2 separate regions of the Homo sapiens genome follow, and region 2 is linked to region 1. A link is a loop called in an ENCODE intact Hi-C map of the cell type or tissue named here. Cell type or tissue: PC-9. All regions are shown on one strand. Each heading gives the region's core, and the rest is flanking DNA. Links, peaks and the distances in the headings are about the cores only. Region 1 overlaps CCNY (cyclin Y). Region 2 overlaps CCNY (cyclin Y).

Evidence for each region. Hi-C counts contacts between places; a loop is a spot of excess contacts. Peaks named below come from ENCODE experiments on the same cell type or tissue, not always from the same donor. Only the 100,000 strongest peaks of a DNase experiment are listed, where the experiment ranks them.
Region 2: it touches region 1 in a loop (5-fold over the local background); 3 of 110 quality-filtered maps call a loop at or near these places.

What each region holds. Positions count from the first base shown.
Region 1 is chr10:35,490,909-35,495,302 of GRCh38, forward strand. All of the region lies in intron 2 of CCNY (cyclin Y), which reads left to right. Among named protein-coding and RNA genes, the nearest start is that of GJD4, 110 kb to the right of the region's middle. In PC-9, for the core only: no CTCF peak of the experiment used is centred there; a DNase peak (open chromatin) is centred at 2,583.
Region 2 is chr10:35,419,057-35,423,450 of GRCh38, forward strand. The region is part of intron 1 of CCNY (cyclin Y); the gene reads left to right. Among named protein-coding and RNA genes, the nearest start is that of CCNY, 85 kb to the left of the region's middle. In PC-9, for the core only: no CTCF peak of the experiment used is centred there; a DNase peak (open chromatin) is centred at 2,645; H3K27ac peaks cover 2,997 bases.

The sequences.
Region 1 (4,394 bases), core at 186-4,185:
TGAAGGTCTCTTTGAATACTTGGTTTGAGGACCTTTGCTCTAGTCTAGCCCTAAGTTACTTGTGACAGACCATTTCAATAAAAGAATTGCAAAAACTACTACCTCACCTGTCTTTCCCTCTAGTTTGGGGTGTGTGGAGGAGGGTGGGTACTCAAAAGCCATGAGTAGTTGAGTGTGCAGACAGGTCCATTTGTGCGTGCTGGGCTGCCCATGCCCTTGCCAACCTGTGGCCACCCCAGTGGCAGGGAACCAGCCTCTGGCCTCCAGTTAGGCAAGGCTCTAGGACCCAGCTCTGCGTTAGGCCTTTGTCTTCCATTAGTGGGATTTATAGTCACATAATCTCTTGGGTCATAACTTCCTATAAATTGACAATGGACACACCTGTCTCCTTAGAAGATTGCTCTCCTGAAGCAGTAGGGTGAGTCCCAGGCACACAGCGAGCCCTCAGCAATGTCTGCTCATTGACTTGTGATGTAACAGGTACTTTGGGATCCTCACTGGGGATCTCTTGAGCCAGCCTCTTCCAGGACCCCTGGCAAGAGGAGCCACCCCGTCCTGCCAGTGTAAGCATGTGTTCCAGAGATGTTTTCTGCCGCCTGGTAGACAGCCAGTCTGGAAATCGTACATGCTCCTTGGGGTTGGCATGTCCAAATCAGAAGTCAGCGTCTTTCCTCTCCTGCCAGCTTCCTCTCCCTTGTCACCTAATTTTTTATTTATTTATTTATTTTTTTGAGACGCTCTGTCGCCCAGGCTGGAGTGCAGTGGCACGATCTCGGCTCACTGCATGCTCTGCCTCCCGGGTTCACACCATTCTCCTGCCTCAGCCTCCCGAGTAGCTGGGACTACAGGTGCCTGCCCCCACACCTGGCTAATTTTTTGTATTTTTAGTAGAGATGGGGTTTCACCATGTTAGCCAGGATGGTCTCGATCTCCTGACCTCGTGATCCCACCCGCCTCGGCCCTCCAAAGTGCTGGGATTACAGGTGTGAGCGACCACGCCCGGCCTCATAACCTAGTTTTTAAGAATAAACCCATTGCTTGTCTGGGTCTTAATGGGCACCCCCAGAGTCCTGTAGTCAGTGTCTAAGCTGCACCTATATGCCCTGAATTTCTCCCATCCTCCCCTTCCTGCCTGGACTCTCGTTTCCTCCTTCCTCACCCAGTCTGTGGCGAGCCCCTTCCCAGTCTCCTGCCTCCATCATGTCCTCTCTCAAACCTTTCTTCCACCTGTCTGCAAGTGGAGCTTCTCTTAGGCCCCTCCCTGCCTGACCGTCTGTCTCCTCACCACTGGAACAGTGAGACACCAGCACACACACAGAGCCCTTTTCACCCTTCTTGTGGGTCCCCTCCCCTCCAGGCCTGAGAGGCCATCATCTGTGGCATGCTCTGCCCGCAGCACCTGCCCTCTGTCCATGCTGGCCCAATGGCTGCCTCATAGGTGATGCTTCCCTGTTTCTCTTCATTCCATTGATTGTGATAGACACCTTTCCTTGGCTGGAACACCTCTGAAATCAGCACAGTCAGTGACTTGCCAAAATTTAATTGGCAGCATTTTTTTTTTCTTTCTTAGTGACACATAGAGTAATGGTTTATCAGAAAATCAGTGGCATTACGTTCAGTGCAGTTTGCATATTCCTCTGTGTGGAGGTGATTATTTTTGTGGTATAGAAATAAATAGCTTTCTGTTTATCTGCTGGATTGCATCTTGCTCATGGATAGGAACTGTGCCTTTCACATTCCGCAGTCTCTGCAGTGGCTAGCACATAGAAGAAACTCACAAGCATAGGGGAATGAAGGAATGAAGGCAGGGCATCATGACCCACCCTGGGCAGACTTGCCGTGGCACGGTGGCAGTCTTCCCTGAGTAGTGGCTTTCTGTTTTGTGTTGCAGCTTTACCTTCTCCTACCTTCCCTAGCTTTGTTAGAAAACGACACATCCATTATTTAGGGACAGGAGGATGTAGGTTTTTTTAGGCTCAGGTGGTGTATTTGGGCTTTCCTATTCCGGGTCAGAACTCAGCATGACCGTGCCACCCTCAGGCCAGCTCTCCCCTCTCCCCTCTGCAGTCTTCTCTTGAGGTGCATGGGGGGGGGAGGGCAGGTATCAGGTTTCTTGGCCAGGCCTCGCCCTGTAAGTCAGAGGCGCTCTTTGGGTGCCGTGGCTCACTTTTCTTGGGTGCATCACCTGACTCCAGTATTTCATCCCTTGGGCTTTCCAGTGTGGAGAAAGCTGCTGATATAGTACAAACTCAGATGAAATCATTTAGACCCAGAATGTCAGTTTTCTCCGTACCTTTTATCATATCCTCTCTCCTGACCTGCGCTGTTCCCAGTCAGAACATTGCTCAGTGAGCACAGATCCAGAATAGAGGTTAGCAGGGATAATTCCCCCAGGCTGGGGGGAGTTTGATGCCCCGTCTACCACAGCCTTGTCCTACTGTTAGACAGCACCTGTGGCCTGCTGGTAGCCATAAACTTACTTTTCAATTCTCTTTTTAAAAACTCTGAGCACCTGCATTTCCCCTTCAGTTGGCACAGACTGATAACCTTGTAAATACTTTTCATAGCTTACCATGTTTATAGCTTACCTTACGTGGCTTATGTTTTTGGCTGGCTGCCCCGTGACATCTAGGGAGGCAGCTGAATTTCAGGATAATCTGATGCAGTCACCATGTAAGAATAGTTAATGCCTTGGAATGATTGCCTGAAGATAGCGATCCTCTGGAATCAGACTGCCTGAACTGGAGGCTTAGATCCAACACTCTCCACATAATCTTGGTGCATATGATCCATTTCCACATGATTTCCCTCAATCTCAATTTTATCACTGTAAAATGGAGTTAGTACCTCTTTGTGAGATTGTCAGGAGGACTAAATGCATAATCCATCAAAGCACCGAGCCCTGTACGTAAGACAACACAAGTTCTCAGTAAATATAATCCTTACCCTAGAGTGTAGGTTCTCATTTGCTCAGCTGGATTGAGTTTCTTCCCTGACTTGGGTCTGTGCCATCTTCTAGCTTGTCTGTGCTGACAGCTCCTCTGTGCTGACTGTGACACCTTGCACCAGAACACTGGGCCTGACCAGGAGGAGAAGGGATGGATACCAGGACAAGAGTAGAGGGTGGCTTCTGTGCACTGCTGTGCCCAGTCCCATCTTTTTCTGTGTTTTCCTTGATAAAGATAGATCGTGGACCCCCACATCTTAGAGTTGCTTCCAGGTTAGGCACAGTGGCTCACTCCTGTAATCCCAGCATTTTGGGAGGCTGAGTGGGGAGGATTGCTTGAGCCCAGGAGTTCAAGACCAGCCTGGACAGCATAGTGAGACCCCCCCCCCCATTTCTACAAAAAAATAAAGATTTTTTTTTTTTAAAGAAAGAGTTGCTTCAACACACCTTGGAAGCAAACCAGAAAGAGGCCAGGTCTGAAATTATATCAGCCAGCATTTGATAGCAGCTCATTATATTAGAATACACAGCACTTTAAGTCTCACTTAAAAAATAAAATGATAACGTCACCTCCACCATGTGTCAGGATAGATTTCTGATGGATTGACTAGTGGTAGAGTAAATGTAACAAATACAATCATAATCATCTAGAAATAGTATACGTGAATATTTAGTGTCAGAATGGGGAAGGGGCATGTAAGTTTGTAGAAGCAATGAAGGAAGTTGCCTAAAAATGAAAACTCATGTCCAAATGCATCTAACAATGAAATCATCAGTGATGGAAATATCACAATCTATAGGAAAAAGGATTAATGCCTTTATGTATTAAAGAATTATTATACAATCAGTCAAAATGCTAACACACCAATAGAAAAATGGGCATATTTCTGTTGGCATGTTCATATATGAGCACATGTATACTTGCACATACTTATATACAAATACATTCATATGCAAAAGTACACATCATGCTTGCTTTGTATATATGCGCACAAAAGAGACTCAAAGGATACACATCAGAATATTAATAGTGATTGTCTCTGGATTGTTGGATTAAACAGGTTGGGCCTCTCAAATTCAAAAATTTGAAATCTGAAATGCTCCAAGATGGATCTGCAACTTACTGAGCACCAACCTGATGTTCAAAGGAAATACTCATTGGAGCATTTTGGATTTCACATTTTTGGATTTGGGATGCTCAAATAATGCAGAATTTCAAAATCTGATAAAAAATATCCTAAATCCACAATACTTCTGGACCCACGCATTTCAGATAAGGGGTGATAAGGATACTCTGTGTGTGTGTATGTTTTATGTATCTCTGTGTTTTCCAAGCAAGCTTTTAATTTTTATTTGCAGTTGCATTTTCTTCTTTATATGGCTCTGTATTTTCCAAATTTTCTGCAATAAGCATGCATTTCTTTTCTGATTAGCAGAAAGTTTTAAA
Region 2 (4,394 bases), core at 323-4,322, 72 kb before region 1:
GATCAACCCGCCTCCCAAAGTGCTGAGATTATAGGCATGAGCCACCGCACCCGGGTGGGATATAATAGTATTTATGTCCTATTGTCCTTATGAATTAATGCATGTGAAGTAGTTAGGATACTATTTTGACATACTGTGGGTGCTCAATTGTATTACTATTATTTGGGAATTCTTGAAGAACAGTTAATTAAAAAGTAGGTTGAAGTTTATTGTGAAGCATCTCTAATGTGGTTTGATGTGAAGGAATTTGGGCTTATCCTTTGAGCATTAAAAATTTTAAGCAAAGAAATGGTATGAAGGAAGTGTTTTAGAGGTATTGAAACCCTGGCAGAATGGCACAGGTTGGATCCGAGGTAGAAAGAGAAAGGTGGTAGGAAGGCTGACGGGAGAAAAAGTAATCCAGGTATGACCCAGGGTATGTGCTAGGGTGGTGGCCATGGACCATGAGGGAAGGACTGGGTTGCATTAGACCGTTCCTTTTTTTTTTTTTTTAGCAATCTGGAGGATTTTTAAGGTGATAAGTTATCGGTCTGAGGAAGTTATTGGATAGCTAATTTGGAGATAATTCAAAACTAAACCCCATTAGATATACAGCTCATTTTAGTTGCATATCAACTCATTTGATATACAACTCAATTAGTCCTACAGATTGATTTTAACTGCTTTATCTCATGTCTCTCTTTATATACGTTTACGTAAATATATGTGTGCATTTATGTGTGTGTGTGTGGTATATAATACTTTAGGTTTTGATACTTTTAGGTCATTCATACAGCATTGTGACTGCTGAAATTAGGAAATAGGCTGACAGATTACTAATTTCTAGGCAAACTTTATAATTAAAAGAAGAAATAGATATGGCTGTAATTTTTTTTTTTTTTTTTTTTAGTACAGTTCAAAATAAATGGTGCCCTTTGGTCCTGCAGATGGTTTCTTTCTTATCTAGTTTTTTCTCTACATGAAAAGTTTTGCTGACTCCTGTTCTTAATTTTCTATTGTTCTTAATTTAGGTCCTATGTCTGTGCTTGCCTGATTTTTCCTGTGACTATCTTTTACAGATAAAATAGTGGAAGAATCATCATGTATATAAGTTCAAGAAGTTTTCATTAAGCTGCTAATTTCCTAAAGAAATCTGGATCATGGTGCATCCTTTGTTTGTGTGTGGGAGGATATAGTGATACTGAATGAATCATGTCTTGCTCTGTAGCAAGAGGAATATTTGGTAAAGTTGATGTTGTTTGCTTTGGTGAGCAGTGGAGGTGGAGTGGGATCCGACCCCAGTGGCCCTAAAAGCAGCGAGCCCTAGAAACCAGGCCCACCTGGGTTTTCCTGGCTCTCTCTCACTTGTGCCCTCTTGTTTCTCATGAAAATGTGAAGCTGCTGTGATATTTTGGGGTCTCTGATTTGGCACAGGTAGCTTTTCAGTGACTTTGCAACTACTCTTTCTGCATATCTTCAGTTTGAGATGAACATGTTTGTGCAACTCAGCAACTCAGCACCTGATGGGGATTCTGGAGAGTGCACTGTGGGATCTAGGATCACCTTACCCAGTTCCCAATGACCAATTCATGAGGAAGTCGCAATCTCACACCAGAATCTCACTGGAAAACAAAATCAGACTCTCACCTAAAAAGTAGGGACTGAATATGAAGTAAACTTTTTTAAAGCAAATATGTTTTCAAACCGCAAAAACAGATGCTTTCTTTTGGCAGTTTTGCTCATCAAACCTAAGCTGAATGTGAACGGAGACTAATTTTTAACTGTTAATTCACAGCCTAAATGGCAATGAGTCTGAATTCTAATTTCAAAATCTTATTTGAACTCTGTGTTTGGCTGACTGAAGTGAAAAATGTATTGTTGTTTACTGATTCAGAATCATACCCTGCAGCATTTTAAGCCAATTTTGAGCAAGTCATGGCCAAGTGTAAATTTGCGTACTTAACATTTATTTGTTAGTCACACAGCCAGCCCAGTGGATAGGCCTGTTTGAAGTCAGGCTGTGTGCACCTATGCCAGTGCCGGCTCTGCTTTGGGGTGGGATTTTGGGTGTAGGACGAGGTTCAAAGGACCTGGCTGAGGACGGCCACACGGGTTGGACAGGCCGCTTCTGGAGAAGCCCACTCAGGTGTTGTTCCTGGATCACCTTTCTAGGCCAAGTGTAAAAGGAGAGGGAATTTCTTTGTTAAATTCATTCCTGGTTTCAGGGCCCTTTTGTTACCTTCTCTTCCACATGAGCTCCCGTCTCTGTGCTGCAGGAAGTTCAGAGGCACGGTTTATCATGGGTGCTTGGCACCACTCTCTCTCTAACTATGTGGATCCTAACTCCAGTCTCCTGATGGTCAGCTTGACGCGGGTTCACTGGATCAGTGCCTTCCAGTCCTGGGCAGGTGCTCTGTTTCTGTTATTCTAGAACCCCCGACCCAGGGAACACAGAGCTTGCTGGTCTGCCTTCATTTTCTCACCTCCAATTTAAGACCAAGTAATTTTATTTTGCCTTCATTTGGTATTTAGAAGCGTCGGGTGGCTTTTGTCAGGGACAGTTTCATGCCTCTCTGGCTTTTGTCCGTGTTGCCTGGTGCTCTTCTAGCTGGCCCTGCTGACTGGAGTCTGTGATGGACTCCCATTTTCTTGAGCTGAGTCACTTGTTTTCCTCCAGGATGCCGTTCCCTACAGCTCATCCTGCTTGTTTTCACTTACTTTCCTGTTTTCTGCCCTTGCTCTTATATCCAGGCCTGTTAGATCTGAATCTAGTCATTCTGCTTTCTCTTCAGAGGTTTCTCTTGACAGTAAATATAAATACAGTAATTTCTGTGGGCCAGATATGGTTCTCAGTGTTGGGTGAATTTTAATTCAGTCTCCGTAACAATCTTAGGTGGATACTCATCTCCATTTTGCAGAGGGGAAACTGAAGCACAGAGAAAGTCACTGCCCCACAGTCATCAGGGTGCCAAGTGGAGGAGTCAGGGTTGAAGTCAGAAAAGCTGGCTCCTGAGCCTGCACTCTTAAATGCTATTCTATATTCTTTTTAAAACATTTTTTTGACTTATTTTGTATTCTATAAATATTTTTGACTCATTTTTCCATCTAATTTTACACCTTTCTATTCTTTTAAAATTTTTTTAAAATTTAAATTTAAAACCTACAGTCGTCAATAAAACATTATTCTATATTCTTGCTGGCTCGTGGCACCTCAGCTGTCTGGAATCTTCTATGTGGCCTCCTTGATCCCGGGATGAGTTAGCTTTTTCATATGATATTCAGCTACAATTCTATATAGGCAGTTGTGTTTTGAAAAAAGCATTGGACTTAGCATTAGATCCGAGCTCCTGGCTGCAGTGCATGACTGATTGTGTGGCCTTGTCTAAGCTCTGTAACCTCTCTGACCTGCGTTTCCCTGTCTTGTAGTATGAGCTGACTCGTGGGCATTTGAGAAGATTAAATGTGAGTAAGTAGCAAGGTACTTGACACATAAAGGCAATCAGAAAATGGCAGTTATTGTGCTTGTAATTTAAAAAGTTGAAAGCTGTTATAGACTTTCAAGATATGTTGTTTTATGTTTACATTTAGTCAGTTAATTCTGGTTTATAATTGATTAGGCCAAGAAGAGAGGTCTCTTAATCAGCATTCCATTAGAGATTTATTTATTTATATTTGCTTATTTTTTTGTCATTTAAGAGTTAAAGGAATAGAGAGAATTGTGCCATTTAAATGAAATCTTTTTAGCATTAGTTACGTGTTAGGATGTCTGTTTATCCTTCATGATTTTTTTGTTTTATTGCTAAAAAACATGGACTCATTTAATTGTCTAGCTAGTAAAAGGCCTTTATAAAATTTTTCTCTAAGAGCACAATAACATAGTATTTGCTTTTATTTAAGTGCAGTCTTTGTAACTGACTTTACATTTTGTTAGATGGTACTGAATCAACCACAGTTACTGCTTTAGTTAATAGCACTGAAAAATCACTTGATTTGTGAATCTATTTCTAGTGTTTTGTATGCTGAACTCTCCACCTCCCCAGTCTCCTAAAGTAAAATGACTAGTTGTCCTTTGGTGGTGTTTAGTCTGTGTGATGTTTGCCTTTAATTCATTTCCACTTTTTTTTATAGAGTCTTTTTTCATTTATTTAAAAATTTTCGGCCAGGTGTGGTAGCTCACACCTGTAATGTCAACACTTCAGGAGGCCGAGGCAGTTGGATTGCTTGAGCCTAGGTGTTCGAGACCAGGCTGGGCAATGTGGCAAAACCCCGTCTCTACAAAACATGCAAAAATCAGCTGGGCATGGTGACGCGCACCTGTATTCTCAACTACTTGGGAGGCTGAGGTCCGCGGATTACCTGAGCCCAGGGAGGTTGAGGCTACAGTGAATCATGATTATACCAATGCACTCCAGCCT